Linked DNA regions of Mus musculus: regions 1 and 2 are each linked to region 3. The links are chromatin loops, found by intact Hi-C in ENCODE. Cell type or tissue: heart. All regions are shown on one strand. Links, peaks and the distances in the headings refer to the core of each region. The heading gives the core; the rest is flanking DNA. Region 1 holds the start of Fbxo10 (F-box protein 10). Region 2 holds the start of Zbtb5 (zinc finger and BTB domain containing 5). Region 3 holds the start of Slc25a51 (solute carrier family 25, member 51).

Region 1 (10,509 bases), core at 787-8,786, 330 kb before region 3:
GAGGACTGCTGTGTGCTCCAGGTCAGTCTTGGTTATATACTGAGTTCCAGGACAGCTTGAACTACACAGTTAGTTTTTGTCTCAAAAAGCAAACCAACAAGGAAAACCAAAATCAGCCACCATCAAAGACAAAGCAATTCCGTCTGGATGACTGTAACCTAGGAGGCTTGTTGGTATACATGACAGACTATGCCTGAGGAAGGCCAGAGACAGGGTCAGGAGGCAAGCCTGATGATCTGAGGTCCATCCTGGGAACCCACCTTATGCAAGTCTCCTACCGCTACACAAACAAATGAGTAAATGCAATTTAAAAGAGAGAGACTAGGGCTGGAGAGATGGCTCAGTGGTTAAGAGCACTGACTGCTCTTCCAGAGGTCCTGAGTTCAAATCCCAGCAACCACATGGTGGCTCACAACCAACTGTAATGGGATCTGATGCCCTCTTCTGGGGTGTCTGAAGACAGCTACAGTGTACTCAGATAAATACATAAAAATAAATAAATCTTTTAAAAAAGAAAGAGAGACTATGTTTGCAAACGTCCTTGGTAACCCAGTGCCCACCCACTGCTGACTGAACTTACTGTGACCTAATCACACCAGTGACACACTGAGCAAAAGCAGCAAAACCCAGGATACAGACAGGGTGATCTCACACGCATGGAGTTAAACTAAACGGCACTGTGTAGAGATAGATGCACACACACAAGGCATGTGACAAAGAGACGGCCATCCACAGGTCAAGATGGCAGCCTCTGGGGGAGGAGCTCAGGCTTGGAAGGAAGCTCTGACCACACTCCATTTCTTAAGGCTGCAGTGTTTACACTGTGACTTACCTCACTACTATTTGCCAAACTATACATCTGTGCCACATCTGTATATATTATCTTTCAGAGTAAAAAAATGTTCAAAACAAAGATAGTGAAATAAACATACTGATTCTTAGAAAAATTGAAAGAACATAAAAACCATCATTAAAAACAAAACAAAACAAAACAAACAAAAACCCTCCTAACCGGGCTTTTGTTTGTTTCTGGATTGAGATCTTGCCATACTTACTCAAACTCCTAGGCTCAAGAAATCCTCCTGCCTCAGTCTTTCAAGAGCTGGGATGATAGTGTCACCTTGCCTGGATGCAATCCTTTGTCTTCAATTTAAAACCTTGGTTCCCAAACTCCTAACACTGCATATACCAAACACGCTTTGCTTTCAGTAGAGCATATTCTTTTTCATTTTTCTTTCAGTAAAGTCTCACGAAGCCTGGGTGGACCTAAGCTCTTGATCCTCCTGCCCTACCCTATAGAGTGATGAGATTGCAAGCATGCCCCACCTCCACTAAAGCAGGGGGTGAGCTGAGGATGTTTGCAATTGCCTCACCTAAGACTGCAGGTGGAAACAGTCGCCTGGGAACACATGGATGCTTTGTCAAGAATCACCCGAAGATCCTTTTTGCACTTGGGAGAACAAGGCTGAAAGAGGTACCTAACGACCTGGGTGGCGTGTTGAAAACTGCCATTCCTGAGGATCTCTGCTTAGGTAAAACCCCATGACAAAGCAGAACTAGTTTACCAAAGGGACTCACTCGGGTTAAGCATAGGAAAAGGAAGGGCGATGGAGGCCTTAAATTCAGATAAAAGACTTGAAAGGGGCGGGAGGAAATCTCAGTGACGAGCGGTGACCCCTGAAGGATAGAAGAAGTCAGCCTAGGAGCAAGCTCAATTCAAGGCCCAGGAAGTGGTGCTTTGGGAACTAAAGAAAGCTCTAACCTGAGAGTCCAGAGGGAATCTGACTGGCAGGGATCTGACTGACTGGCAGGGATCTGACTGACTGGCAGGGATCTGACTGACTGGCAGGGATCTGACTGACTGGCAGGGATCCGACTGACTGGCAGGGATCTGACTGACTGGCAGGGATCCGACTGACTGGCAGGGATCCGACTGACTGGCAGGGTTCTGACTGACCGGCAGGGATCTGACTGGCAGGGATCTGACTGACTGGCAGGGATCTGACTGGCAGGGATCTGACTAACTGGCAGGGATCTGACTGGCAGGGATCCAACTGACTGGCAGGGATCTGACTGACTGGCACTGGCAGGGATCTGACTGGCAGGGATCCAACTGACTGGCAGGGATCTGACTGACTGGCAGGGATCCGACTGACTGGCAGGCATCAGACTGACTGGCAGGGATCTGACTGACTGGCAGGGATCTGACTGACTGGCAGGGATCTGACTGACTGGCAGGGATCCGACTGACTGGCAGGGATCTGACTGGCAGGGATCCGACTAACTGACAGGGATCTGGTCCCTAAAGGACACTGAGCAGCAATTACTACACATCCTTGGACTGTGCGGGGCAGCTCTTCCAGTGACATCACACGGCGGTCAGAGATAACAGTTGGGTGCAGCACTCACAGCTCTCTCTCCTCTGAGAGTGACAAGAAGGACCCCTCTGGGCAACAGAAGCCTCCAGAGAGTTTAGAATCCTTACTAATGAAGGCCTTGGATTACTTGGCAGAATACTAGAAAAAAATAAACCAATATGTGACTGTGTCAGTCAGGTGGCCAACTTGAGAGATTAGACACACTGGTTAAACATCTCACCCGAAACAAATGGCTCATACACAGGTGTTACTCTAGTGCCCCTTTATGTTAACAACCCCATTACGTTAGGTGAGTAGGGAAACAAATCCCCAAGCTGACAGGAGAATCCGTAGCTCGTTCACACAAAGCCCAGGACAGGCGACTTGGAGAAGGAACAGCGAGCCGGACAGTAGTGGCGCACGCCTTTAATCCCAACACTTGGGAGGCAGAGGCAGGCGGATTTCTGAGTTGGAGGCCAGCCTGGTCTACAGAGTGAGTTCCAGGACAGCCAGGGCTACACAGAGAAACCCTGTCTCAAAACCTCCCTCCCACCCCCACCCCCCCCCCCAAAAAAAGAGAGGCGGCTCATCCATTAATGGAAACTCAGGGCACGAATGCTACTGTGCTATGTGGTAATCCCTCTGTGACTGCGGCCCATTAAAGGAATACGTTTCTCTCTCATCTCCTTTGAAAAGCAGGTGAGGCATTCTTGTTGCCCAGGACACTGTCTGTCTGCCTCTGCGAGCTCAGGCTGATTCACCATCTGCATCTTTCCAGAGGTCCACGGACCTGACCCTCGCACCTGACGATACCCTTAGTCTTATACCACAGCTCCGCATCTGCATCATCACCACCATCATCACCACCACCACTGCTGCCACCATTATCACCACCACCAATGGGATGGGCCAAAAAAGGATTCTACATTCTCCCATGTCTATCTTTATTTCATTGGCTCTCATTCCCATCCCATCCCTCTTCACACTGTCACTTGTTGAAGAGCAGGAGGAAAGGAGGAAATAAGAAAAGGGAGAATATGTCTGCACTGCAACTGGAAAAAGAAAAAAAAAAAAAAACGAAACAAGCCAGAACGACAGACGAGTGACTGGTGGTTGGCCACACAGCTCAATAGCTACCGGTGCCATCATGTAAACGTAATTCCCCTGATAACCATGGAAACCAAAATGAAGGCACCGTGTTGAGGGCTGCTCTCTTTAGATATCTAAAAACAATAAGAGGCCAGAGACCAGAGAGACAAAGAAATCCAGGCATTCCAAGCCAGAGGAAATCCTTTCCTAAAAGCTCTGACAAAGTGTGCCATTTTCTCCCGTCTCCAAATCTCAGCAAGCTTCCACCAGGACTGGAGACCTGACAGGGATCATGAAACAATTCAAGCCTCTCCTGTGTGCTGGTCTCCTGGGGCCAGATGCTATGAGGCCAGCTCTCTGGGAGCTGAAAGCTTATTGTTATCATAAAACATACCGCAAACCAGCAGAGGGGCACAGACACACACAGACATGGACTCACGTGAGCACACGCGCGCGCGCACACACACACACACACACCTGTGTGTGCACATACAGACTTTTATATAACTAACATAGCTAGCTATGCAAACAGCTCCATGGGGGCAGACACCATTGTCTGGATCTTGTTGCCAGAATAAACGAACAGTTGAGTTAGAACATAGGCAAGCTCAAGCATTCTTTCTACTACCCAAGGCCAACAGTGTTGATGGCTGAGCAAAATCAAAGTCCTGGCCTCGTTCTTGGTCTAGCTTCTCTGTGTGCAGGAGACGGCTGGATTCCATGGGCTCCTAGGCATCTTCCAGTAGACAGTCAATCACCCTACTGTATTTTTTTTTTTTTTTTTTTTTTTTTTGTGATAGCACATGCCTGACAGTTTTCTTTCCCCTCAGAGGGAATCTGATACCCATCTGCTCAAGTAAATTAGCGTTCCCATCCTGCCTGACTCATTCGGTAGGAACAACAGGTTCACATGCCAATATGAAACAGAAGGCAAAGGGGGCCTGGGAAAGGGGAGAGGGCTCCTCAGCCAAAACGACACATTTTTCAGAATCACATTCACAGAGGACGGTGTGCTTACTGCGAGAAAGACGTCTATCATGGACTCCTAGATTGCTATTTTAACAATGCTCACACGGAGAGTGCTCTCTAAGGAGTCCTCAACGTTTCCTGCTTAATCCTCACAGCAACCTCGGGCCGAAGAATTCATCTCTACTTTTATTTATTTATTTTTTTTTTCCATTTTTTATTAGGTATTTAGCTCATTTACATCATCTCTACTTTTAACAGAAGCACCACCGACGTGGCTCAAGGTTGCCTGGCTAGTGGGTGGTGGATGGAACTAACACCAACTCCGGAGTTCTGGCTCTCCAAACGGCTCTGCCATCAGTGCAGGAGGGAGGCCGGGCAGGGGGTCGTCCCCTCTTCCTTCAAAGATTTGCGGAAACCGAGTCTCCGCGACTTGTTAAAACCAGACCCACTGGGTGCGCGACTGCACGCTCTCTCCTGCATCCCAGGTGAAGGCTAGCAAACCGCAAAATCGCATTCATTCTCTCAGACACTTGCAAAGCCCTGGGGCTGGAGGCGACCGCGGGTGGGTCCGGGGTGGGGGCGGACGGGGGCACAGCTCTCCCGGAGCTCCGGCAGCCGAGGCCCCCCACCTCCCGCAGTGCCCCCAGGCCCGGTCCCCGCACCCCAGCCAAACGCTGGGCCCACGGAGGGACCGAGCGGCCGGTGAGCCTGGAGCATCCGCGGGCTCCCGAGAAGCCTCCTTCCTGCGCCTCTTACCTCAGGGAGCGGCGCTGCCCGGCCGCGGCCGCGACGCCCTGGAAGCCGCAGGGCTGCCGGAGGACTGCGGCGCTCGGCCACAGCGGGGTCCGACTTCGCCGCGAGCCCCGCCCCCGGTGGCTGTCACGTGACGCGGGTGTAGGGCTGGCCTGCGAGCGCGCGCGGCCGTGAGACTGGAAGGAGGGCGGGGCGAGCGGGGCTCGGCGATGGAGGGCGAGCGTGGCCTCCGAAGGGGTGGGAACAGCATCGTGGGCGGGAACTGCCGGAGGCTCCTAGGGGCCTGGAAGCGGGCGGATCCTTCCCATCACCACTATAGCCTAACAGCACCCTGGGCTCCGTGCATATGAGCACATAGGAGCTGGAGTCACCCTGAGCCCAGCTAGAAGTCAGGAAGGACTTGGGGCCATGGGTGGGTTGTGTGGAAAACGTTTGGCACAACGCAAATGATGTGTGTAGTACCTGTTGCACCAACTACTAGTTATGGGCCCAAGAGAACAAAGCGGTGGTGGCTCCTGTTCTGAAATCCACTCTGTGGCGGAGAGGATAAACCGGAAAAGCTGTTTAAGTCCATATGTATTTAAAATTATATGAAGTACATGAAAAGAGCTCTTTGGTTGAAAACTAGGGTTTGAGGAATGTGATGACCTCATGAGAGTAGCTATGTGAAAGAGGCCAGAGAAAGCTCCTGCGCTGAGGGAGACAAGACGACTCCTAAGAAAAAATATTTTTTTTGTAGATTTTTTTTACTTTTATGCGTATTTTATGCACCTGATTTATGTGCACACAGGGGGCCCTGGAAGCCAGAAGAGGGAGCCGGAGCCCTTGGAACTTGAATATAGACAGTTGTGAGCCACCAAGTGGATCCTTTGCAAGAGCAATAAACCTCCTGACTAGTAAGCTGTCTCTCCAACCCTGTATCCCACCATCCCGAGGTCTTAGATAAAAGGGTATTAGAGGTCATCAGTATTTCATAAGCCATGATAAAGGAAGCCATTGAAGGGGGAGAATGCAGGTGTTCGATACTCTGTGCTGAGAAGACAAGAGAAGTAGAGACTGGCCTGAAGTACTGGAAGTGGATATGGGGGCACACACACGGATCTGAGACAGTTTTGCAGTAAAGTCAAATTTGGGGGGGGTGTTGTTTTATGCAGTGGTTAAGGCAAATTCAGGGTCTTGCACATGCTGAGCAAGTGCTACCCCCCTGTACCCCCTGTACCCCCCTACATCCCAGCCTTCAACGATTCATTTGTTTAAACCCCAAACAAAACACCTAGACCCAAACCCAACAATTGAATGCTGACCGAGAGCTGTTCAGCAAGCACACAGATGTAGTGGAAAGGCCATGCTTAGACGTCGCTTACGTTTGGCAAACCGATCGCACGTCTAATCCTTTGAAAAGTGGCCCATTGTATGAAACCAGCAGGCTGAATATGAATTTCAATACCCAATTAAAAGCCTGAGTTCCTGGATTTGTGCTATCAAACATTATTGTTTGTGTTGGCATTTCTCTAAAAAGGTTAGGACATTCAAAGGACAACAATGGGGCCCGTCTAACACAGCATGCTGTCTGTCTTCTTCATCTGTCCAAAGGTGCCACGGGGGCGGGGGGATTTTATTTCTTGTATAAACATTTAAACGTCAAGACAGTGGCGTTTTATTTAAGATTTACTTATTTTTATTTTATGCGTAAGTGTGCTTTGGCTACATGCATGTCTGTGCACAAGAACAGTATTTGTAAGCGACTGGTTGCTCCTCTCTTCTTACCCTCATCTGTCTGGCGCAGGCCTCCATCCCACCATGTGTGTAATGCTCTTGTCTCTTGACTTCTCTACTTCATTTGACTGGAGTGGGCTTGCTCACCTTAGCAGCCTGGCATGTCATTCGTATTTATAGCAAATGAACGAGGGCACATACAGTCTCCACGGCCATGTAGACTTTTGCTTTATAGAGAGATTAGACTCAGGCAGAGTCATTTGGCCACAGGTAACCCAACAGCTATCATCCTTTTCGGCTGCCTGCGGGTCTCAGCTCTCTTCCTACCTTACGGGGGGTCTTCAATGATGAGCTTGTTGAGAACCAAACCAGGTATTTTGTTATGGAAGTTGAAACTCTAGATCGGTTCTGTCTTCCCACTTAACTCTAATTGTACAAATAAACATTCCCTGTGCAGAACTGAGGCCTACATGTTATGTAACAGCTCCAAAGCAACACCAGCAGCTTGACTAGAGCATCATTGGGTACCCTGAAAGCTGTGAGCTTGCATCCCTCCAGTGGGATCCAATGGTCAGCAAATAGTGGTGTTCCAGTTACCTGGCATCCTAGCCTGATTCTCTAGATTTCCTGGTGATCCTCAAATTCCCTTTATATTTCTGTCTTAGTTAGGGTTTTACTGCTGTGAACAGACACCATGACCAAGGCAAGTCTTATAAAAAACATTTAATTGGGGCTGGCTTACGGGTTCAGAGGTTCAGTCCATTATCATCAAGGTGGGAGCATGGCAGTATCCAGGCAGGCATGGCACAGGCAGAGCTGAGAGTTCTATGTCTTCATCCAAAGGCTGCTAGTGGAAGACTTCCAGGCAACTAGGGTGAGGATCTTATACCCACATCCACAGTGACACACCCATTCCAACCAGGCCACACCTATTCCAACAAGGCCACACCTTCAGATGGTGCCACTCCCTTGTCCAAGGATATACAAACCATCACAATTTCTAATAAAATATTTTTCCTCACGACTGCCAAAGTTGGATTTTAATGTTTACAACTAAAAACTCAGACTCCCATAATTTATATTAGGAAGCTGAAGCTGTTACTCAGGACTGTGAACTCCAGATTCTAGTGTTCTTTCCACATGCATATCTCTATGTTCCAACAACCCACAATATTTACATTATGTATCCATGTCTCCATATCAGTTTCTTAACTGAATTTTTATGGAAGCTGAAAATAAACACATTGAGCGGCTGCCTGGGGAGGCGGCTGCCAATAGAACATCCAGTTTCAAAAGCAGAAATATCATTGTACATCTGCTATATCTTTTTTTTTCTTTCTTTCTATGTCTCTGTGGTATATGTATGTGTGTGTGTGTGTGTGTGTTTGTACATGTATGTACATGTCCATGGGAGGAGAAAGGGCCAGAAGTCACCGTTGAGCATCTTTCTCAAAAGCTCTTCGTCTTCATTTTTTCTCCCTTTATTGAAAGTAGATTGTTTTCTCATACAATATATCCTGGCTATGGTTTCCCCTCCCGCTACTCCTCCCAATTCCTCCCACATCCCCTACCATCCAGATCCATTCTCTTTTGTCTCTCATTAGAAACAACAACAACAGACTGGAGAGGTGGCTCGGAGGTTAAGAGCACTGACTGCCCTGACAGAGGTCCTGAGTTCAATTCCCAGCAACCACATGGTGGTTCACAACCATCTGTAATGGGATCTGATGCCCTCTTCTGGTGTGTCTGAAGACAGTGACAGTGTATTCACATATATAAAAATAAATAAATCACATATATTAAAAAAGACAACAGCATCAACAAACAGGCTTTTGTCCCTAAGGGACAATAATAAAATATAACAAAATAAAATATAGTAACTTAAAAAAGCCAAACCCTATCTATCACATTGGAGATGGACAGGAGGAAAGACTTATTTATTTTTATGTACATGAGTACACTGTGGCTGTCTTCAGACACCAGAAGAGGGCACTGGATCCCAGTACAGATGATTGTGAGTCACCATGTGGATGCTGGGAATTGAACTCAGGACCTCTCGCAGGGCAGTCAGTGCTCTTAACCACTGAGCCATCTCCAGCCTTCATAGGAGTTTTGGTCACATTGTTTTCCTGGTGCATCTGCTCTGGCTCCTACACTCTTCCGCATCCTCTTCTGAGGGGTTCCCTAAGACCAAGACCAGAGGGGCAGGATTTGGTGGAGACATCCCACTCGGGGCGGAGTGTTCCAAGGTCTCTCACTCTCTGCATAATGTCTGTCTGTGACTCTCTGCTGTATGTGTTTCCATCTGCTGCTGAAGGAGGCTTCCCCAGCGGCTGAATCAGACACTGAGCTAAGTATAGCAGAATGTTCCCAGGAGTCATTTTATTACTACATTTTTTAATAGTCTAGTAGCATTCTATTTTACCTTATATCTAGCCTCTGGTTCTTGGGCACCCAAGCCATGTCAGGTATGGGTCCTTTCTGTGGGACGGGCCCTAAGTGAAACCAGCTATTTGGTTGGTTACTCCCATAAGCTTTGTGCCACCACTGCCTGGCACATCTTTCAGAATCCCACTGTCCATCAAAGGGCTTGTGGCTGGCTTGGTGTTTGTTCGTATGTCTTTTTTGGTGGCATGCAGAGTACCTTCCTGTAACCAAAGCCGCTGGAACATAGAAGTGAAGGCTCTGTAGGTCTCAGCTCAGCTTCTCCATGTCCAGTGGATTGTGTAGGTTTTTTCTTCAGCCGTGGGGCCTTGCTGTCAGTTTGTGGAGCGCAGCCTTAGAGTCCTGGCAACAGCCTGGGACGTCTGGGGATTCCCATGAGATCCCTTTGGCCAACAACTCAATTAGATGTAACCCAATCCCAGTACTGGAGGCTTCATTTGGTGGTGAGATGAAGAGTTGGGACTCTGTCTCCCCATTATTTAATCCCCTTCATCCCCTTCATATCTGTATACATTTCAGGAAGCTTCTATTGCTTAGATTTTCATTCTACCTGTCAGAGGGTCTTGATTTTAGCTGTCTCTCCTCTCTCCTCCTCTCCACTTGGTCCACTCACTCCAGCGCCTCCCCCCCCCCCCCCGCATCCGTAATTAGCTATATTTCCCTAGGGAGATTTTTCTTTCTATTTCCATCCATTCACCTGCAAATTTCAGGATGTTATATTTTTCTAACAGCTGAAGAGTACTCCATTGTGTGAATGTAGCACATTTTCTTTATCCACTCTCCTCTTGAGGGACTGCTAGGCTGTTTCCAATTCTGGCTATTATGAATAGAGCAGCAATGAACATGGTTGAGCAAGTGTCTCTGTGGTGGGATGAAGCATCCTTTGGGTGTATGCCCAAGAGTGGTGTAGCTGGATCTTGAAGTTGATCGATTCCCATCTTCCTGAGGAACCACCACCCTGATTACCATAGTAGCTGTACAAGTTTGCATCCCACTAGCGATGGAGGAATGTTCCCTTTACTCTACATCCTCACCAGCAGGAGCGGTCACTTGTTTTACTGATCTTAGCCACTCTGACGAACTTAAGCACTCAGGAGGCAGAGGCAGGCAGTTCTCTGTGAGTTGGAGGCCAGCCTGGTCTACAGAGCAAGTCCAGGACAGGCAAGGCTTGCTACACAGA
Region 2 (10,509 bases), core at 1,391-9,390, 390 kb before region 3:
AAACGGCCAGCACCCCAGCAGACAAAAAAAAAGTTTTGTTTTCACCCAACTTTTAGGGAAGGGGGAAAAAAAAGCAAATCTTCCGAAAACAGACTTCTCACAAAGTCCTACTTCCATTTACTTAGCAAAACCCCAGTGCCCAGAATGAGCCCTCGATCTATTGACCTTACCTGGCGGGTCACCAAGGCTGCAGCAGAGGCCAGCTCTGTCTCTCCTCTTCCCAAGCTCGCTGAGATTTCCAGAAGGGTTAAAGTGGCCTTCCTTTAGCTTGCAAGCTTTTCTCTTAACACTCTCTTTTGCCCATCTCCTTTCCCCTACCCAGTAAGCCTTTAGCTTACTGCCAACCACGAGACTTTTCAGAAAATGAAAGCAAAAATCTCTAGCAAACTAACGAAGTGCCCGGTCCACTTTTTAAAACCATATAAAGTACACATGTCATACAAAGACAAATCACGAACGAGTAAGGCACAGTATTCCCTTCAATCTCTAAAAACCTAAATGTATGTAAATTCAACTCAGCAGTACAAGAACATATTTTGGAAATGTTTTTCTTTCAGTCCTTGAAAATTGCGAATTTTATTAATTTTAATTACCTAGACTCAGATCACGCTACTAAGGTAATCAAGAGTCTTTGACCCAAAAATTTTCCTCCAAAAATAAAAATAACCAAAATGTGGTTCCTACAGTGTTCGCCACGATGCTCGGACGCAGACTGACCATAGTAAGTGGCACTTTAGAAAAACAAAACAAAGCAGAAACCCTTAAACCGCTCCCTTATTTCTACTGTTGTTTATGTGCTAAGCAGTCGGTCCTCCAGGGGAAGATGGGACCGCTGTCTCTTACCACCGCACCCCACAGCTCCTCGCACGAAGCCTGGAAGAAGTGGCCATTCAATAAATGCCTACTAAACACTTTTGTCTAACAAGTTGGGGCATTCCCAAACGCTGACTCCACCCCTGTCGTCGGCCGCTGGCTCCCGAATCCAGACAGCTTATGGCCTTGCTCTGATGAAACGAAACCTCATCGCTCAGGAGGACCCAGGGCAGGATCAAGAGAGCCACTCGCCTCCATCCCGCAGGGCAGCCGCTCCTCGGCTCATCCCGCTAGGATGCAGATCCCGAGCGCGGGTTCCCACAGCATCCCGAGAGGCTCCATGTCCAGCAGCAGATCTGCAGGGCACTAGTCCCTGCCCACCCCGCACCGACAGCCGGGCGTCGGGACACAGGGGACGCCTGCGCACAAGAACTGAGCTACCACCCTCCTGGCCCCACCGAGGCGAAGGGTAACAATACCCCTCAGCAGTAAGACAGGGTGGACAGGCGGCCCCGGAACGGCTGCGCGCTCCCCGATGCCTCGGCGCGCTCCCGGTGCACAACCGCCTGCACGTGAGCGCGCCCCGCGCGCGCGCGCCCAGGCCACTCTAGCTGATAGGGTCGCCTCACCTGAGCCGGGCTCCGCCCCCCTTCTCCTCGCAGGAGGAGGCGGTGGCCCTCCTCCGCTCGGACCGACCCTGAGGAAGGAGGCGGGAAGGTCCAGACTGGCTTCCCCGGCTGTGACTTCCGCCCGCCCCGCCCCTCGCTCCCGGCTCCTTCAGCCCGTTCGCGCGGTTCTTTGAGGACCCGGCGGAGGCCTACAGTAAACGGATGTGAGGTACCCATGTCACCGCCTCCACAGGCCTCCAATGGCCAATCATCAGGAGGGCGGGGCCACAGTAGGAGTGACGTTCTGAAAATCTGACCAATCCGCCATCCCAGGACCCCGGCTGTGTTTACTACCACAGCATCCGTGAGCGCTCTGACCAATCACAATTTGCCTTACAGCCCGTAAAACTGTTCTCAAAGATCTTTGAAGGCGGGACTTATCACTTAGCAACACCAGGTTTGGCCTGTAGAAAAGCTATTTTATGTCACGCCCAATCAGAACTCAGCATGAATAAGGAAAGCTAGTGTTTTCCGTCTACTTGAGCCAATCGCAATGACTACTGCCAGCCCTGAGTCCCTCCATTGGCTCGCGCTGACTGTGACCTGGAGTCTGAAGGACAGGTGACTTCCTCTCGCTGTGAGCTGGAGATTACTTCTAACTTGTAGGTTTGAGAAAAGATGTAAACGGAACCCCAAGAAGCCGAGTGAGACGAATGGCGAGCTTCACAATGAGTAGGAAATGCCGTCGGTCTAATGGTGGTTGGGTGGATCGTCGCCCGCATCGCGTCTCAGTTGCCCAGACGTCCAGCATAGCAACGGGAGGGTCGGAACTCAGTCCGACGTGTGCCCACCAAGCCATCAACTCCAGAATCAAGTTTACAGTCGCCACCACCTTAAAACTTCAGGGCTCAGCCCTCTTATCAATGCCGCAAAAGAGTCTGCTGGACCGGGTGGGAAAGAGGAAGGCCCGGCTGCCGCCTTGGCCTCTTGCGGTATACCACCGAGCAGTAAAATCAAGATTATGTGTTCTAGATAGCTTTCCTGTTACTTTGATAAAACTGAACAAAGCAGTTTGGAAGAGGAAGTGTTTACTGGGCTTATCACCATGGTTTCGGAAAGTCCTGGGAAGAATTCAAACAAACCGTAGACTAAAGCTACCTCCTGGCTTGGGCTCAGCTGTCCTTGTGCTCAGTTCACGCCTGCGTGAGAATGGACAGGCCACAAGGGATGAGCCCTACTAAGTCAATTAATAAGCAAGCAATCCCTTTTCCCAAGTGAAGGATAGTATAAAATTCTTAGTTGGTTCACAAGCTAATAGGGTTTCCTAGGGCTTCATCCATCCTTAGTTTGCACCAGTTCCCAACCCCAATAAACCCATATAAAAACCACACAATCCAGTTATAAATATAAGCTATGTACCTAGACTGGACAGCTCTAGCACTGTGCTAACTTATTCCCCAGCTGCGAGACCCTTTGCTATTTGCAGTTTCTCCTGGCCACGTGGTTCTGCTCCTCCTCTTCTTCAGTCCTCTCCCCTTCCCTTCTCCTCTCTACCTGTCCCTACTCTCCAAGACCTCCCACCTCTCCCCTCCCCTGCCCAATTACAGGCCTCAGCCTTTATTGACCAGTTAAAATGGGGAAGAGGATGCCCTCAATACCCTCCCCTTTCCCTCATCCCAGTTTCCTTTCCAGATTAACCCTTTAGCTCCTGACATTCTCTCCCTTTTCTACCATCCACTCCCACTACAAAATGTTTTTTAAGAGAGCATACAGAGCCGAATACAGTAGAATAATAATTACACAAAAATAGAACCTGGTGTGGTAGCTCACACATTTTATCCCAGTACTGGGAGGCAGAAGCAGATGGACCACTATGAGTTTGAGTTTGAGACCAGCCTGGTCTACACAATGTGTTACAGACCAAGCAGGATTATATAGTAAGACCCTGTTAAAGAAGAAAAAGTGCATATGCACAGAGATAAACCCAAGAGATGAAACAGAATGTTAGCAATGGCTCTCTTAAAGGGATGTGAGATTATGGGTTACTACAATTTTATTATCCATAGTTTCTGTGTTTTATACTAGTATACATCCAATATGTGTTATTTTGGTAATTGTTTTAATGATTTAATAAATGTCATGAAAATGAGAACACTTATATGTTTAACAAGATTTAATATAAAGCACTGATTCTTTTTTTTGTTGTTTTTGTTTTTGTTTTTTGAGACAGGGTTTCTCTGTATAGCCCTGGCTGTCCTGGAACTCACTTTGTAGACCAGGCTGGCCTCAAACTCAGAAATCTGCATGCTTCTGCCTCCCGAGTGCTGGGATCAAAGGCGTGTGCCACCACCGCCTAGCTCTTTGTTTTTATTTTAAATTTTTTTGCCATGTTTCATTTATTACTGTTATTGTTGTACGTGTGTGTATGTGCACATGTGCATGCATGCAGGTGCCTCAGCACATAGAGAAAAGCTTGCTGCAGTTGTTTCTGTCTCCGCTTTGATGTTTATAGGGGTTGAGCTCAGTTGCTAATCTTTCACAGCAAGTGCCTTTTCCCACGGAACCACCTCATTGGCCCCAATTCATCTTTTTATTAAAGAATATTGCAAGAATGTTGTGACTTAACATTAACAAAGTTAAAAGCATCAATTTAGCAAAGTCACCTTTGTTGTTCTCTGTTGTGAGTGTGGGTACACACCTATATCCTGACTATCAGCAGAAGAATGAAGGGGAGTTCTAGTTCTGAGTTAACCTGGGCTACTTGCTGAGTGTAAGGGTAGCCTTAAAATAAGAACCTATCAAAGAAAAGTTATTGTTTTGTTTACTGCTATTCCAAAGTTATCAAGAAGTATAAATATGTGGAAATGAACACAATCAGGCAAATACTAGGAAGCCAACATTCCACTGACCCATTAGAGGCCAGCCTGATCTATGGAGTGCATTGAGGCCAGCCAGGGACATATACCAAGACCCTGTCAGTAAATAACTAAATAAGAGCACATAGTGGTCTGTAGGGCGGGGAGTTGAGGATGGACTCTCTGCTCTGTGCAGCTTGCTGGCAGATTGGTACTGATGCATGTGGGACATCAGATCTAGGTATAGTGGTGTATGGCATCCCAGAGGATGAAAAAGAACTGTTTTTAAGTGTTGGTGTGTGAGAAACAACAGAGTGCTGGGAGGAGTTGTTGAAGCTGGTGAATGGAAAGCATAGGAGAAAGAAAAAGCGGAAGAAGAGGAAGAGAAGGGATTTTTGCAAGCCTCTGGCACAGGAACATGGTTAATCTCTCCATGGCCCCAAAGATCAGAGCTTCAGTTAGGGATTGAAGCTGTAGCAGATTTAGCTCCGTGCAAAGGAAACAAACAAAAATCCATCCACTCTGAAGTTAGCCTTACAAAGACTTGCTCAGGCAGCCTGCATCGACTGAGAAAGAAGAGAAAGGAAGAAGAGAGGAGAAGACAGAAGATCAAGGTGACACAGAAGAGGAGAATGGGAGAGAGATGTTGGTGCAAGAAAGGAAGCGGAGAAATAAGATGAACAATGGTTGGTTTCTGAGCTCTGGGTAATCCCTGCAAACCAGGCTCTCCCTTGCATTTCCTCCTCCATCGGCAATATCCTGAAACACCAGCAGATGGAGATATTGCCCTAGAAAACAGGAAAAGTTTCAGCCCCACCCCCAACTTAAAATTCAAATTTTCCTTTTCTTAAAAACACACTCAAAGAGAATGCAAGATGTTTCTGAATTTCCAAACTAAATTTAAGAAGCAAAGATTCTTATGGTAAAATTTACTTACTTTTGTTTGTTTGGTTTTTTGAGACAGGGTTTCTCTGTATAGCCCTGGCTGTCCTGGAACTCACTTTGTAGACCAGGCTGGCCTCGAACTCAGAAATCCGCCTGCCTTTGCCTCTGCTGGGATCAAAGGCGTGTGCCACCACGCCTGGCTAATTTTACATACTTTTAATAATTCATGCTTTTAATCCCAAAGAAGGCCACTGTAAATTTTTGACTTTAGATTGCTACTTGAAAAAGGTTCCTAACATTCTTTCTGTCCCAATTCAGTTATTATTTAATGTATACATATATGTATGTTGTCCGTGTATTTTTGACGACTGTCAGCTAATTGAGCAACGTTGGGATGCACTACAATTCTGACCCAGCTGGCCCATGGGTAACCCTTCTTTTTCCCAGACAGAATCTCTATCTTTTGCATCCTTGCCTGTGGTAATTCTGGGAATCCTCCTCACTCTCTTACCAGTAAGAAAGCAGCCAGTGCAGAGGACTTCCAGTGACTATGCCATCCTGGCAAAGAGGTGCCCCAAAAGGGAACCACTCTGGTGTAACAGAGCTTCCCAACTTTCAACTATACCCACCTCACATGCTGATTTCCAGATGATCTGATGGATTCAGAAGTGAAAGAAAAGAAAGAAACGTTCTGGCTGGGTGTGATGGTGCATTTATGTAGTCCCAGCACTTTTGGCGGGGGTGGGGGGGTGGGGTGGGGAGATCATAGTCACCCTCAGGCACAGAGTAACCCCAGGTAGTGATGTTGCCATTTCACCATTTCAAGGACCATGGTGCTTTGAATAGCAAAGCCATAGTGTCCCTGTGCTAGAGAGGGGTCGAGACGCCATCACTTGGTTTCTGGGAATTGAACTCAGGACCTCTGCTTGCTCCTCTTGCTGGCCCCGTTTGCTCCAGCCCAAAGAGTTATTTATTACTATAAGGAAGTACACTGTAGCTGTCTTTAGACACACCAGAAGAGGGCATCAGAGCTTATGTGGTTGCTGGGATTTGAACTCAGGACCTTCAGAGGAGCAGTCAGTGCTCTTACCGGTTGAGCCATCTCTCCAGCCCTCTTTGGCACCTCTTAACTTCCATACAAGTGTCCATTTTTATGTAGCCAGTGAACATATACATAGTATCTATTATGTATAAACCCTATGCTAACTTGTTGCAAGAACATTAGTATTTCTGAGGTGCGCTCCCTGACTTAGTTAGGCTCCAAGGATTGATGACCTGGTCTACTCTATTACCTACCCTTTCCTTCATTCGCTCATTTTTAAATTTTATTTTACATTGATTTATTTTGTGTGTGCATGCAGATGTATGCTACCGAGTAAGCTCTCTTCTTCCACCAGGTGGGTCCTAGGAAGACCATCAAACTTGGTAGCAAGTGCCTTTATCCACTGAGCTTTTTCCAGACCTCTCACTCAACATTTGCTGAGGTCCCCCCCCCCCCCACTTTTTTTTTTTACAGGACCTTTCAGGAGTTGGAGGTGCAGAAGTGAAAGAAATGAAATAAACTTTCTTTCTGGCTGGGTGTGATGGTGTGTGTATGTAATCTCAGCACTTGGCAAGAGGATGGGGAGTCACCCTCAGGCACAGAACAAGTGGAGTTTGAAGACAACCTGAGCCCAAAAGGAACAGAGACCTCAGTCCCTTCTTCCTCCTTTCATCCTTGACCACCAGATGAGCAGTTTTGCTTTACCATACATTCCCTCTTGGGACCCAAATAAATTAATAATTTAAAAAGTGAAATGTTTCTAATAGGCTCTACCATTCATTACTAACCTCAAATAAACTGAGTATGGAAAAGATTCTGACAGAAGGGGGGATGACTAATTAGTTAACTAAGTCCTTTTATATTCTTTTTTCCTTTCTGGAAAGAATCAATAGAAAATCACTGGGTAGAGTCAAAGAAAGTGTAACCTTCCAACCAAAGAGTTGTGACAGCTAGAAGCAAAGTATAATTTGTGTGTATGTGTGACAGTTCTCACTTGAACTTGCCTCAAATTCATGGCAGCCCTGCTCTTAAATGCTGGGATTACAAGTGTAAGGCTGCAACACGGTTTCTGACAGGCTCTTTTAGCTGAAAAGGCAGTATCAAGGCCGTTGGGGAAATTGAATACTACAAGATTACATGGTTGAATCACTGTTAGCTCTCTTATTTGGGTGGCTGCATTGAAATTACTCAGGGAGAAACCCTACATTAGTCAGTTTTTTTCTATTACCTTAACAAAATATGTGAGACAAAGCTGGTGGTCTAATCTCCGTGAATTTGAGGCCATTATGTTTCACAGAATGAGTTCCAGACCAACCAGGATTACACACATGGTGATAGCCGGCCTTAAACGACAATAACAACACAAAATGAAGACAGCTCATAAAGAGGAACGGTTTCTTTTATTTTGGTTCACAGTTCTGGAGATTTTGGTGTGACTGGTCCCACAGCTTAGAGCCTGCGGTGAGCAATACAACACAAAAGTGAAGCTGCTCTCCTGGAGGTCCGAGACGAAAGGGGAGTTACTGCATCCTCCTGCAAGGGGGAGGGTGTGATCCTCAAGGGAAAGAACCAAAGAGTGGGCGGGGACGCGATCCAGTGAGGGGCGTGGCCTTACTGCTGGTGTACCCTGGGCGGGGCCTAGAATGTCACTTCCGGTTTTTGAGTCCGCGTGTGAACCGGCGAGCTCATGGCTACTCTGGAGTCTCCTGGGATGGATGACCAGGCTGGAGACACGGAGACAGAGGCGCTACAGAGTGCAAGGTGGCTGTACTGTGGAGAGCCCGACGACAGGCAGAAAGCTGTGCTGGGTAAAGACCGCCGACCCGGAGCGGAGTTCCGCGTAATCCTTTCCGCTTCTGTCTGGGTACCACGGTAGCCCACTGCCTGCAGCCGGGACAGGTTCCCTGCCACCATCACCTTTTCCCTCCGCATTCATCTATCGTCACCACTTCGGACTCGTCTCAGGGCAGTGCCCAGGGACCTGACATCTCCACAGCTCTCTCATTTGCCCTTTTCCCCCCTCTACGGAGCAGAGTTTCCTCTCTTGCCAGTTAATGGCATTTCCTCAGTCGTTCTCTTTTGTCACAACCCCTGCCCAGAGGTCACTTCCCCTCCCCTCCTCCATCTCCCTCTTTAGAACTGGACCAGGGCTTTCTTCATACCCCCCCGCCCCCCGAAAGTCGGACTTAAGCTCCCTTGCCTTCACTACCGGCGTCCAGCCACAGTGCAGGTCTCCCCATCCATACCCTGCTGGTCCTCGCCTCTTATTCTTGGCTTACACTCTTACAGTCCAGTTCTCCAATGGGAAGCTGCAGAATCCGGGCGACATGCGCTTCACCTTGTACAACAGCACCGACTTAGTAAACCCCAGGCAGAGGAGTCACCGGATCGTGGTAAGTGCTTGCTGGTACAGATGGTCTGGGCTCTGCAGACCTCAAAAGGTTCTTGGTGTGGGCAGACATGGGAGACCTGGCCTGGGGGGGAGGAAAGGAGGAGTAGCAAATGAGACTCTGGCCCCACTGAGGAGCAAGATTTTGGGCTTTTCACTTATATGGGCTTTATCTTTCCAGACAGGGTTTCTTCCTGTAGCCCTGGCTATCCTGGAAATTACTATATAGACCTGGCTGGCTTTGAACTCAGAGAATCACCACCTGTCTCTGACTCCGTAGTGCTGGGATTAAAGGTGTGCAGCACCACCCACCCCTGGCTTCATAAGTTGTCCCCCTACATGACCTTATTGAACGTTCACCATGTCCTCATGCCGCAGGCTAAGGAAGCATCTTCATGGGATTTGCACCTCTTAGGGAGGTCACTGTTCAGAGCTCAGCTTCAACCCTATTTTATGTGTATGGGTGTTGTTCATTTTTGTCTATGTACAATGTGTGTGTAGCTAGTGGAAGCCAGAAGTGGGCATTGGATCCCCTAGAACTGGGGTTACAGATGCTTGTGAATCAAATGTGACCCCAGAGTGATGGTTTTTTTGTTTGTTTGTTTGCTTGTTTTTTCAAAGGTTTCTTTGTACAGCTCGGGTTGGCCTTGAACTTAGAGATCTACCTGTCTCTGCCTCCTGAGTGCAGGGATCTGGGATTAAAGGCCTGTGCCACCACCACCCAGCTCCACAGGATGCTTACTAGCATCTCTGGTCTCTCCCGGGTAGATGCCAGGGTTAAGACCGGTCTGCTTTCCAGAGACTCAAATTCACCAAGTAGTACAGGCATACAGTAGAGCTAGCTTGGGGTCTAAGGGAGTGTTTAGGGCCTGGGGAGGGAGCTCTGTAGGAAACAAGTCTCAGCTTGTCTGAATGCCTTCCTGAGAAGGGTGAATGGGAATGAGGGACGATTTGATAGCAGATGTTTGGTGCCCTAGTGAACGAGGGAGAAGAAAAGCTTGGCTGCGATGGGAAGCCAGCCCTCATAGGACGAGCTAACGTCAGAAAGGTCACAAGGCAGTTATGTATAGGATCAGTTAGGTACCTATAAGTGCTAGGAGACCAAGACCTCACTGTATAGTTCGTTGTGCTGCTTATTCAAGAACTGCTATTTTCATCTGTATTCCCACTGCCTTCTGCCCACTGCCCTCCCCCATATCCCCCTCCTGCTGGTCCCTTGCCTCCCTCCCAAATAAGTCGCTCTTTCATGACATACATACTGGGCTGGAGAGGTGCCTCAGCATTAAAGAGCACTTCCAGGGGACCGGGGTTCAATCCCTGAACCCACATGGAGGTAGCAACTGTCTATAATTCTAGTTCCTGAGAACACAACACCCACTCCTGGTTCCTGTGGGCACGTCATAGATAAGGCATGCATGTGTGCATAAAGGCAAAGCACTCTCAACACATCAACATTATATCTCATTACATACATACTATATCAGCCTCTCGTTTCCCTTCTTTTGCACCTCTTATGATTCCTTTCAACTCTCATGCCTTGAATGTGTGCATATTCACACACACACACACACACACACACACACACACACTCTAAATCTAGATTCTGCATAGGAGAGGAAAACCTATTTTCTTTATCTGTTTTTGTCATTGATGCGCATCTAAGCTGGTTCCATTTCCTGGCTGTTGTGAATCGTGCAGCAGTAACCATGATTGTAGAAGTACAATACAGTGTGCTAACTGAAGAGCCTTCTGGGTGTATGCCTAAGAGTGGTCCAGCTGCCTCACACAGCACTTCCACTTGTAGTTTTTGAGACCCCTCCACACTGACTTCCACTGTGGCAGCAATAGCTTGCACTCCCACCAGCAGTGAGTAACGGTTCTTTCCCCACATCTCTGCCAGCATTTGTTGTTAGTTGT
Region 3 (10,509 bases), core at 1,182-9,181:
GGGATCCCATGCCCTCTTCCGGTGTGTCTGAGGATAGCTACAGTGTACTCACACACATAACACAAAGCTTTAAAAACAGAGAGACACATCTATGTATGTGCCCCTTTCTCTTGAGCATTGTACTAGCTGTCTAATGCCCCTCTAGGCCCAACAGAGTGCCAGTTCTTCAATGACTGCCCACACCTTTACCCGCTTACTTCCCCAGTCCCTAGAAAATCTCAACAAGCTCTAATGTGGTTGCAAGCCTCTGTAGAGTATCATTTTTTAATTGTTAACCGTGTCTGTGTGGGTTGTGAGCAGCCTGAGGCAGTGCTGTGCATCAGTCGGGACCTCTGGCTCTTCCCCTGAGGTCCTCGCAGCCTTTCCCTTTCTTAGTTAGAGGCTTGTAAGAACACGGCGAATGATGCTCCACAGGCTCTGAGCTCTGCCAGATACGGAGCCTGGTAATGATTAACTGTCCAGCCTTCAACAGTCATGCTTTCTACTGCTCCAGCTGACAGGCTTGAGGTAAAAACTTTTGTCAGTTTGAGACCAGGCCTTGCTTTAGTTTGGCCCAGACTGACCATAAACTCGTAAGTCTCCTGCCTCAGCCTCTAAATGCTATAATTATAGGTACTATCAGGCCTGTCTAAAAACTGGTTTGTTTTTTGTTTTATTTTTTTAATTAATTAATTTATTTTGAGACAGGGTTTGTCTGTGTAGCCCTGGCTGTCCTTGAACTCAGAGATCCGTCTGCCTGTGCCTCCCATGTGCTGGGATTAAAGGCGTGCCGCCATACCCAGCTAAGAACTCTTATTAGTACTACACCTAACAATAGAAGACTCATGTTTACCAACTTACATTAAATAAGATTTTAAAAACTAAAACCTTGGCAGAAATGCCTGATACTATGTAACATCTTATTCTTTTTTTTTTTTTAAGATTTATTTATTTTTATTATATATAAGTACACTGTAGCTGTCTTCAGACACTCCGGAAGAGGGAGTCAGATCTCATTACGGATGGTTGTGAGCCACCATGTGGTTGCTGGGATTTGAACTTCGGACCTTCCGAAGAGCAGTCGGGTGCTCTTACCCACTGAGCCATCTCACCAGCCCCCCCCCCCTTTTTTTTTTTTTTTTTTTTTTTTTTTACTGTCATAGTTAATGTTAAAAATCAACAAAAATCCCTGGTATGGTTGCCCAGGTCTTTTAACTCAGCACTGAGGCAGAAGGATCTCTTGAGTTTAAGAACATCCTGGTCTACATATTGAGTTCCAGGACAGCCAGGACTACATAGAAAGACCTGCTCTACCTCCCTTCCCCTACCCCAAAACCTCACAAAAATGTATACAATCACACACTAGCCTAACAATTTCCAAATTCAGAGACTATTCAGCTCTACACAGTGATCACCTATTCACAGGGTCTCATCATCTAGCTACGGCTGGCCTGGATGGCAGAGGATGGTCTGCACACCCAGCTCAAGTCAGCATCTAACAGCCGCTTACAGCTGTGGTCCTGAACATTAAGTCACCGGTGCCCTTTCGCAAGCACTCTGCTCAGCAAGACTGCTTCCCTGCTTGTGTCCCATCCCCAGCGCTACAAACAAAGGCCACGCTTGCTTTTCCCTTCTGCCCAACTCATTCTTCTGCTCCTTAACAACATTTTGCAAATTAAAGTTGGTCCATCCAATCTGTTACGGCTGAAATAATGGGCCTTGTTGGTCAGCAAACAGAAAATAGCCCAGGCAGTCAGGTATTTACAGACCCCTGTACAAACTACCATAAGAAATGTTAGAAATATTTTTGACCACTTACATTATTAGATATTAAGGGTCTTATACAGAAAAAAAAGTGCCTTTTTTGAGACAGGGTTTCTCTGTGTAGCCCTGGCTGTCCTGGAACCTGATGTGTAGACAGGCTGGCCTTGAACTCAAGAGAACCACCTGCCTCTGCCCCCTAGAGTGCTGGGACTAAAGGTGTGCACCACTATGCTTAGCTAAAATGTAATGTTTTGCAAACCTCCCAGATGTCAGACTTAAAGCATTCCTGTCAGCTGCACCCTGCCTACCAGGGTGGTGTGACTAGCGTCTTTTTTTTTTTTTTTTTTTTGGGTTATGAGCTTAACAGCTTTAACAGCTGAGCCATCTCTGCAGCCTGTAACAAGTTTCTTAATGCAGCAACAAGAAGGAAAAACAGTGTGCAGTGTTCTGATAAGAGTTTAGAAGGCTCATCAAGTAAGGAGCTAACTGCCAATCAGCTCAATCGAGAGGTGGGAGAAAAATTCTGGAAAGTTGTCCTCTGACCTCCATTCAAGCGCCTTGGCACATTAGAGCCCCCCAACCTCCCTCCCCAAATATATATATATAAACTTTAAAACATGGCATGTTTTATAACAACACTCAGATCACTAACTTAACTCTGATAAACTGGTTCCTATTTAAATACTTCCAAATGATAATCTTTTGCAACTTACTATAAAATGTATTTACTACGACTGCTCTAGTTTGCTGTAAGGCACCGAACCTAACACAAGGGAGCAAAATCCACTTTGATCCAATAAGGGTCAAACTTCTGTGATGTAAGCACAGTGTAAATTCTAAATACTCAATGTAACTTTCAGCCCACAGGGATATGCAAAAGCCAGATATGACCTTAGTACAAAGGTCTTTGACCAAAAACAGGGCAAAGGGTGACTGTAATTCTTAAAAGACGTGAATTCCCACTAGTCAGCAGGTCTGAGTCAGCATACAAAACCAGGGTCAGGCAGGGTTCAAGTGCTAGTTACAGCAGGATTTTACCACTGCAAATGCAAAGCAACAGCTGTGACAAAAAAACCCATTATCTTAGCTTCTATCTGACAAAGGAGACTAGAGTCAATTCTTGTCAGAAGTGTCATGTCGCCCTAAGAAACGCTAAGGGTGACGACTCTGGTTTCTCATGTGCCCTGGATCCGAGTCTTCAAATCCTTTCAAAGCAAAGGCGCCGGAGATCCATTTTGGTACGGTAACTCCACACACAATTCATTCTGCTCAATAGACAACAGGTAAAAACTGACAACCAGAAGGTGGGCACTAGGACCAGCTGGGCAGCCTGTAGGGGCCAAGACAAAGGTTAAGCTAAAAGTCGTAAACATGGCCGAGGCGCTGCCATCCTCTACCTAAGCTAGCTACAACAATCCGCACAGAAGGGAACAATTGACGCCCGCCCACCCACCCGCCCGCCTTAGACTCTTTCCTGCGTGATGAAACATGGTGCCTCGGAACGAGCATTCTCCAGGCTTCCATCTGCCCACTCGGGGAGGACGGAGAGGCGCTGGGCGGAATGGCCAGCACCACCGGATACCACGGGCCGCCGCGATCCCGCGGGTGGCAGACAAAGGGAACCACGGGCCACCGCGATCCCCCGGGGCCTGCATCTCCCGAGCTGTGGGCGCCTCCCTGCCGGAGCGCGCCGCAGCACCACAGGGCCCTCGGCCGGAGCCGGGCCGCAGCTGCCGGGACCCGGACGCGTGGAGAGCGCAGGACCTGGAGCTCGGCAGCCCGCGACCCTGCTTCAAGCCTCCCTTCTCTCTGGCCCGAAGCTAGGGCAGCACAGCGGCCTCCGCTCCCCACCGCACCCCACCCAGGACTCACCCACGGCCCGGGGCGCAAGCCCGCAGGACGGCTGGCGAGCGAGCCCGCGCCCGCGCAGGCGCAGACTGGTCCGACCCAGGCAGGGGCGGGGCGGGGCGGGGCGGGACGTCGTCGAGCCACGTGACCAGGGCCCTGCCTCGCTCAGGGTCTGGGTAGCGCTATAGCTGCCTTGTACTGCGTCCGGTCCGGTACTGACTCTTGTCGCACCTTTTGCCAGGCTGTGGGGGTGCCGCTAGTCTCCCCGCCCCCCTGACTTAAGCTGAAGTTATACGGTGGCCTCGTTGTTCCACAAAACAGCAAGCGCGTCATTTAGCGTGTAGTCTGTTGAGATCCAGGGCTGTAGATAGCGCGTGCGTGGAGGCGCGAAAGCTTCTGATGAGGCGATCTCAAAGCTTGGTGGAGAGCTCTTTGTCACCGCACTTCACAGGACACCTGAGTTGTACATGAGGTCATACAGCTAGCCTCTTTTTCCTTAGATGCACACACAGTTTGTGGAGTCTTGGAAGGAGAACCCTGCTGTGAGTTAGGAGAGCCGGGTCAGAATTATAGCCGTGACATCCCTTGAGTGACTTTTGGCAAGTTATTCGTCTCTTCCATGAGTGGGTTCCTCCATGTTGTGACATTTGAACAATGGTTCTGATTTGCAGAACCACAGGCGATAAATGTCAGTGGACAGAAAGGACAAAGTCAGCCTTCGTGGGCAGGCTCTTCAGCAGACTCCTGAATGTGCGACCAGCTTGCCTCTTAGGACTGGGATTATCTCACCATTACACACCGTTCCAGGTGGGTGACCCAGCCTGCTTAGTGTTTACAGGTTTCTGAAGCTGTCGGAAACCACGCCTCCTAGGCCACGCCTTCTAGCGTCAGCAAACGGGAGTGTCAATCTTGGTATTTCAAAGCCTCCTTTAAGGAAGTTTGCCTAGAGATCCAGTCAATGAGTTCCTAAGAGGAAAAAAAATTACAAAACATTTCTTTTTTAAAAGAAAATAGATTTATTCTACTGTTAGCACATGTGTATAAGTACCCAGAGAGGCCAGAATAGGGCTTCAGATTTCTTGATCCTGGAATTATTAAAGGCTGTGAACTGTCCCATGTGGGTGCCAGACTCAAGAAGAGTATATGTTCTTTTCTTTTTCTTTTTCTTTTTCTTTTTCTTTTTTTTTCCAGAGCTGAGGACCGAACCCAGGGCCTTGTGCTTGCTAGGCAAGCGCTCTACCACTGAGCTAAGTCCCCAGCCCCTTTTTTTGTTTGTTTGTTTGTTTGGTTTGGTTATTTTCGAGACAGAGTTTCTCTGTATAGCCCTGGCTGTCCTGGAACTCACTCTGTAGACCAGGCTGGCCTCGAACTCAGAAATCCACCTGCCTCTGCCTCCCGAGTGCTGAGATTAAAGGTGTGCGCCACCAACGGCCCGGCACAGTGTATGTTCTTAACTGAGTGACCAAGCAACCTCTCCAGCACCCAACCCTCAAGTCTTAAAATAAGTTCCTGATTTTGGGTTGGGCCACACTGCTAGTGTCCTCTGCCACACGTACAGTCATGGCTCCCTGAGGAGGTGCCAGCTGTGCAGCAGGTACCTCCAAGGGAGGTCAGAGTCTGATGGACCCAAAGCCTACAAAAGCAGAAGTATGAGAGGCTTTCCCCTTGAGAAGGTGTGGGAACAAAAAAACGGGGCCCGGGGGAAGTGGGAAAAGGGAAAAAAGGCCCACACCCCGCCAGAGTTTCCCTATCCTATGACCACCGGGGTTCAGACCTCAGCTCGACTGGAGACCAGCCTGTCTGTGCAGAGCCCAGTGCCCCACAATAAGGAACCAGGGACAGATTCATGGGGTAAGAGGTGTTTGAACTGGGCCTCAGGGTGATCTGATGGAATATGGGCCAGAGAAGGAAGTCACCTCAACAGTGGGAGGGAATAAGACAGTAAATGCCAGATAGTGGGCCTGTTAGTGCAAACCTCCCTCCCCTGTCATAAGCACAAGGGACAGGTTTTTGGATCTCATGGTTTAGAACAACCAGGCAACAATTGGGGAAAGGGCATTTACCTCAAAATTATGTTTGCCTTGGCTTCTGTGAATTTCTATTCAAATGTATTATTCAAAAAGCAAAGAAACCAGGCAGGTATCCAGTGTGTTCATAAGCATAAATAATTAATTTCAGATTAGAATGGAAAGGTTATTCTCCTGTGTGTGTGTAGGGGGGGGACATAAAGGGAAAGATTGGAATTAAACATACAGTTAGGGATGTAACCGACGCAGAAGAGTGTCCCTCCCTCCTCACCAGAACACTCGTGTCTGGATGGAGCCAGTGCGGTCCTGTCATGCTGCAGGCCACAGTGCAGGCCTCTAGCTTCTTCTCAGAAGCTTCCAGGGACTTTACTCACTGTTCTTGAAGATCTGTAAAGATGAAAGCCACCTGTTTTTAAATCTAGAATTCATCATCAGGATAGCTTTCCATATCCAGCCCCATTCATTATCCGTCTATCTTTTGTTGGTATCCTAAAACTGTTCTACCTCCACAGGGGCCTCGGACAGCGTCCTCTAACCCAGGTGTGTTTGTGTCATTGCTCAGCTTTGGGACCTTCCCAGGCAACCCATTTCTTAACTTGGCACACAGGACAGTCCACGGTCGGGCTCCTCTGCCTTGCTGTGACCTTCTCCCTAGCTAACCTTCTGAAATGCAGTCCTGGGCGACTGCTCATGTTTTGCAAATCCTTGTGTTCTATAAACCTTGTCCTTGTCACCATCAAAGTTTCACCCAACATGGTAGCCTGGCAAGGTCCTATTGCCTCTTCCACCTAAGGCTTTCCCTGGTCACCTTGGGCAAAAGTGACTCCTCTTGCTGCCTCTTCCCAGACACAGAGAGGTCAGAATGTTACGGTTGCCCAAAAAAGGTGTCTCTTTCCCACAAACAAATCCCAAGAACAGAACGTTCTGACTCATTCTTGGCTCTTCAGCTTAAAAGTTTGGCTCCAAAGGAAGCATAGGTGTTTGCCAATAAGCTGGAGGTGGTGGCACACTCCCTTAGCACTTGGGAGGCAGAGGCAGGCAGATCTCTGTAAGTAAGTTCACGTTCCAGGACTCTGCCAGGGCTATACAGGAAAACCCTGTCTCAAAGAGAAGGAGGAGGAAGAGGAGGAAGAGGAAGAGAAGGAGAAGGAGGAAGAAGAAGAGGATTGACAAAATAAAGCAGAATAAAATGCTGTTATCGAGCAGAGGTTTAAGAAGGGCTTCTAGGAGCTCAGGCTAACTTGGTGGTGCAGGCTTTCTCAGCACACTTAGGACTGTGTCTCTGGGTCTTTGGGAGAGGTACATGGGAACGCTGCTCTCTCATCGTTTTAAGGACTCCTTACCTGCCCCACCCCACCGCCATGCCTTCTAGGAATCTGCCATGTGCCCACCCCAGGGCCAACTTAACAGTCAGTCCAACTTAACAGCTAGCTTTATGCAAACTGCTGCTACTGAGTAGCTCTGCTCAGATAGAGTCACCTCTGGTCACCCTCTACTTGGGGGCTGCTGCCCTTCCTCTCTGTTCTGCTCATATTTCCCAGGCGACTCTAATCTTTTGGGCCTAACTCTGCCACTCCCCTTCACACCCCTAGGCTCTGTCCCTAGCCTTGATTCCCTCCCTGACCTGGGAAACACACACATTTTGTCCCCTCTGCCCAGAAGAAAATGTCCTGTCCCTTCTTCACCCCTCAGTTCCAACAGCACCCCCACCCTCCACCCCCCACCCCCATCCCTGCTGTCCCTGACCTGACCTCACTGCCTCAGGCTGCAGTGTCCTCTCCACTGGCAGCCCTTCCCTGGAAACCACACGTCGCAGATTCTACAGTCTGTCTGTCCAAATGCTGGGTATGTCAGCTCTGAGACCTGGTCCTTTTCTTGGTTCCTTTCCAACTTTTTATTTTTCTCTTGAGAAGCCGGAGCTGGAGCCCAGGGCCTTGCACAAGCCAGGCAAGTGTTTCCTCTCTGAGGCTGCACCCCGGGTCCCTTGGCGCGCCTTTCCAAGCCTGTATCTGTAAACAGGAGTCAAGGTTAACTCCTCAGCCGAGAGACTCTCTATTCTGTCTGTTCATTCACATATTTCCATGGGGATGAGAGCCCAGCAAGTCAATGATGGTTTTCCCCAAACTGTGTGCACATTTGACATCTCTTTAAAAAAGGGGGGGGGATGTAGCCCAGTTCTAGACCATTGGCTTAGTATGTGCTTAACCCTAGGTACCATCCCCAGACACTGCAAAACGAAGCCCAACCCCCGCTCGGAGATCCAAATTTGGCTGCTTTGCAGTGGCATGACCTTGCCGTCAGTGGCGATCTCCCAGAGATTCAGCCTATGGGAGCCAGGTTGGTAAGTAACCGGCTCCTGGGATGGCGCTTGCACAGCAGACGCTGCAGAGATTCCCTAGATCTGCTGGGCCAGACTTGTAATCCTAGAAGTCAGGAGGCTGCGGCAGGGTGATGAGAACTCATGGCCAGCCTTCACCACACATCAAATTCAAGGGTACCAGACACACACCAATGTATTGTCCCAGTCCTGAGGCAGAGTAGGTCAGGATTTCTGAGGGAAAGCCCGATCAGCCGGCCTATAGATTTGACATGTGTCTCCAATGATCTTTAGGTAATTTTGAGGAAACGACTCCAAATTGAGATCCTAACCCACGGTAATGACTGGAGGTCTCTTAGGAATCAGGAATGTACATGAATGGGCTCACAGCCCAGCAGAGAAAGAGTGCTAAGGAGGTATGAGGGGTTGCTTGAGGTGGGGTGCTGCCAAGCGCCAAGACAGTAAAAGAAGCAGGACCAGCTGCAGTCAGGGAAGACTACCTGGAAGAGGCAGTCACAAAAGATGGCCAGGACTCCAGCAAGATGGCCTCAGGACAAGCATAGCTTAGGAAGAAGGGCTCAAGGGAAGAGACAGCAGGTTGCTCCTTCGGTGGACCTTGTTCCATCCATCAATGGTGCTTTTCTCTCAGGCACACCTAAGCGTCAAGCTTCATCCCAGAAAGTTTGGTGACCTCTGAGTAGGGTCAGGAGACACCTCATTTGGTATCTGAGTGACACACAAACTTGTGAAATACAAACAGGTTTTTATCTAGTAAAAGGCCAGTCAGTACACAGCAAACATTTGCACAATGCTCTAGGATTTCCAAGCAGTTACACAATAACTATTCCCTCTGACGTCACATGGTTTGTGTGTTGGGAGAAATCCCTTGACCTGTGTTTACCTGGTAGAGGTGGGGTGGGGCTGTCCCACCTCCATGGCCTGGGGACTGGATCACAGAGGTACAGTTCACCAGCAGTACCTGATACCTCATACTTCCCTGGTACTAAAGGCCCAGGGTGAAGATAATTCCAAGCCAAATTGACCTTTACCCCAGAGAATGTTACCCAAACTCTGATGCCCCAGGGAACCTTGTGGAGACCAACCTCAGATCTGAACGAAATCGTCAAGTACATGACTCAGGGATTTGTAGCATTACAAGAGCCACTCGGGGACCTTGTGATCAGGCAAGCTGGGAAATGCTGAACTCGAGAGAGCGTAGGTTTCAATGAGATCAGGCGATGGGACCACAAGTTCAAAGCCAGAATCTTCTAGATATATGGTTAAGTGAAACCTTTGCGTCTACAGCTGGACATGTGGGGTCCTTCCTGAATGGGAGAAAGAGAGAAAGAGAAAAAGAAAGAGAGAAAGAGAAAAAGAGAGTTAGGAAGGAAGGAAAGAAGGAAGGAAGGAAGGAAGGGAGGGAGGGAGGGAGGGAGGGAGGGAGGGAGGGAGGGAGGGAGGGAGGGAGGGAGGAAGGAAGGAAGGAAGGAAGGAAGGAAGGAAGGAAGGGAGAAAAGAAAGAAAAGGAAGCCATGACTGCTCCTAGGGGTTGAGGTTTTTATTATAGCTACAAAGGAGAGACAGAAACATCTGAGAAATTCAAAGCAAACATGACCAGCAGACTGAACTAGGCCATGTGAGGATGTGGGGCGGGGCAGGATGGGGGGAGTAAGAGAGGAGGAGAGAGGAACCTGGAGCCAAGAGGCCAGGAGGGAGCCAGAAGACCGGGAGACCAGAAAACCAGGAACCCAAGAGAGCAAAGGACTGGTAGCCAAAATGACTGAGGTTATTGTATAGGGAAGGGCAGCTCAGGCCCTGGGCTGGAGAGCTTAGGGATGGATGGACAGACAGGGTGACTCTGTAACAGGAGTTGAGGATGCTGGGAAAGGCTGGTGGTTAAGCCAGCTTTGGTACGTAATAACCCTGTAGGTAGGTAGCATTGTCCCAGGTTTGAGACCTAACATTTCCTGGTGCTCAGGTTTGGGGCACCTGGGGAGACTCTCCTAGAGGCAGATTCCTCCCCAACCTCCCTACCTCCACCCCCGAGTTCAAGGAGCCGGCTTTCCTTCTTCCTCTTGTGAGACAGTGGGCCCTGCAGTTCCCACCAGACTACCATGACTTCTGGACTGCGTGCCACCTTCGTCTGAGTCTCCACTGTCAGGTCCAGCATCTGCTTTTTCTTTGTCACTGGTCTTTCTGAGACTTTTTTCTCTGCCCCGCAGAGGCCTCAAAGTGTGCAGTGTCAAGTGCACACATGGCAAGTGTGCCATATACAAGACCCTGATTCTCCATCACTGACAATCCACGCCTTCTCCTGGCCCCTGTGTGTGTGTGTGTAGGGGAAGATAAACACATAGGAGCATGATGAAATCAATGAATATGATTTTAATATTCATACAATAAAGGATGCAGGGAGTTCCTATTTATATAATAGGACAATAAAGAAAGCACTGAGAAATAAAATATTAGCTCCTGGGAATTATTTAAATTGTAAACACAGTGCTTACTGCTTAGATAACAGCTAGGCGTACGTGTGCCGTAGTGTGTGTAGAGGTCAGAGGACGGCTTAAGGAG

Evidence for each region. A loop is a pair of places that touch in the nucleus more often than their neighbours do. Peaks named below come from ENCODE experiments on the same cell type or tissue, not always from the same donor. Only the 100,000 strongest peaks of a DNase experiment are listed, where the experiment ranks them.
Region 1: it touches region 3 in a loop (2.1-fold over the local background); 3 of 42 quality-filtered maps call a loop at or near these places.
Region 2: it touches region 3 in a loop (3-fold over the local background); 10 of 42 quality-filtered maps call a loop at or near these places.

What each region holds. Positions count from the first base shown.
Region 1 is chr4:45,079,319-45,089,827 of GRCm38, forward strand. Fbxo10 (F-box protein 10) reads right to left here and starts at 5,286. Exons shown (of 11, transcript NM_001024142.1): 1 at 5,172-5,286. In heart, for the core only: no CTCF peak of the experiment used is centred there; a DNase peak (open chromatin) is centred at 5,353; H3K4me3 peaks cover 2,363 bases; H3K27ac peaks cover 2,335 bases.
Region 2 is chr4:45,010,782-45,021,290 of GRCm38, forward strand. It overlaps Zbtb5 (zinc finger and BTB domain containing 5), which reads right to left and starts at 1,631. Exons shown (of 2, transcript NM_173399.3): 1 at 1,443-1,631. It overlaps Polr1e (polymerase (RNA) I polypeptide E), which reads left to right and starts at 7,828. Exons shown (of 12, transcript NM_022811.3): 1 at 7,828-8,011; 2 at 8,493-8,596. The coding sequence starts at 7,891. 1700055D18Rik (RIKEN cDNA 1700055D18 gene) reads left to right here and starts at 2,029. Exons shown (of 1, transcript NR_166789.1): 1 at 2,029-3,570. In heart, for the core only: a CTCF peak has its summit at 5,047 (motif pointing right); DNase peaks (open chromatin) are centred at 1,720 and 7,820; H3K4me3 peaks cover 3,525 bases; H3K27ac peaks cover 3,473 bases.
Region 3 is chr4:45,405,080-45,415,588 of GRCm38, forward strand. Slc25a51 (solute carrier family 25, member 51) reads right to left here and starts at 3,687. Exons shown (of 3, transcript NM_001009949.3): 1 at 3,616-3,687. Gm46852 (a long non-coding RNA gene) reads left to right here and starts at 4,311. Exons shown (of 3, transcript XR_001784277.2): 1 at 4,311-4,398; 2 at 7,830-7,959. In heart, for the core only: a CTCF peak has its summit at 4,457; DNase peaks (open chromatin) are centred at 3,022, 3,812 and 4,432; H3K4me3 peaks cover 3,133 bases; H3K27ac peaks cover 2,580 bases.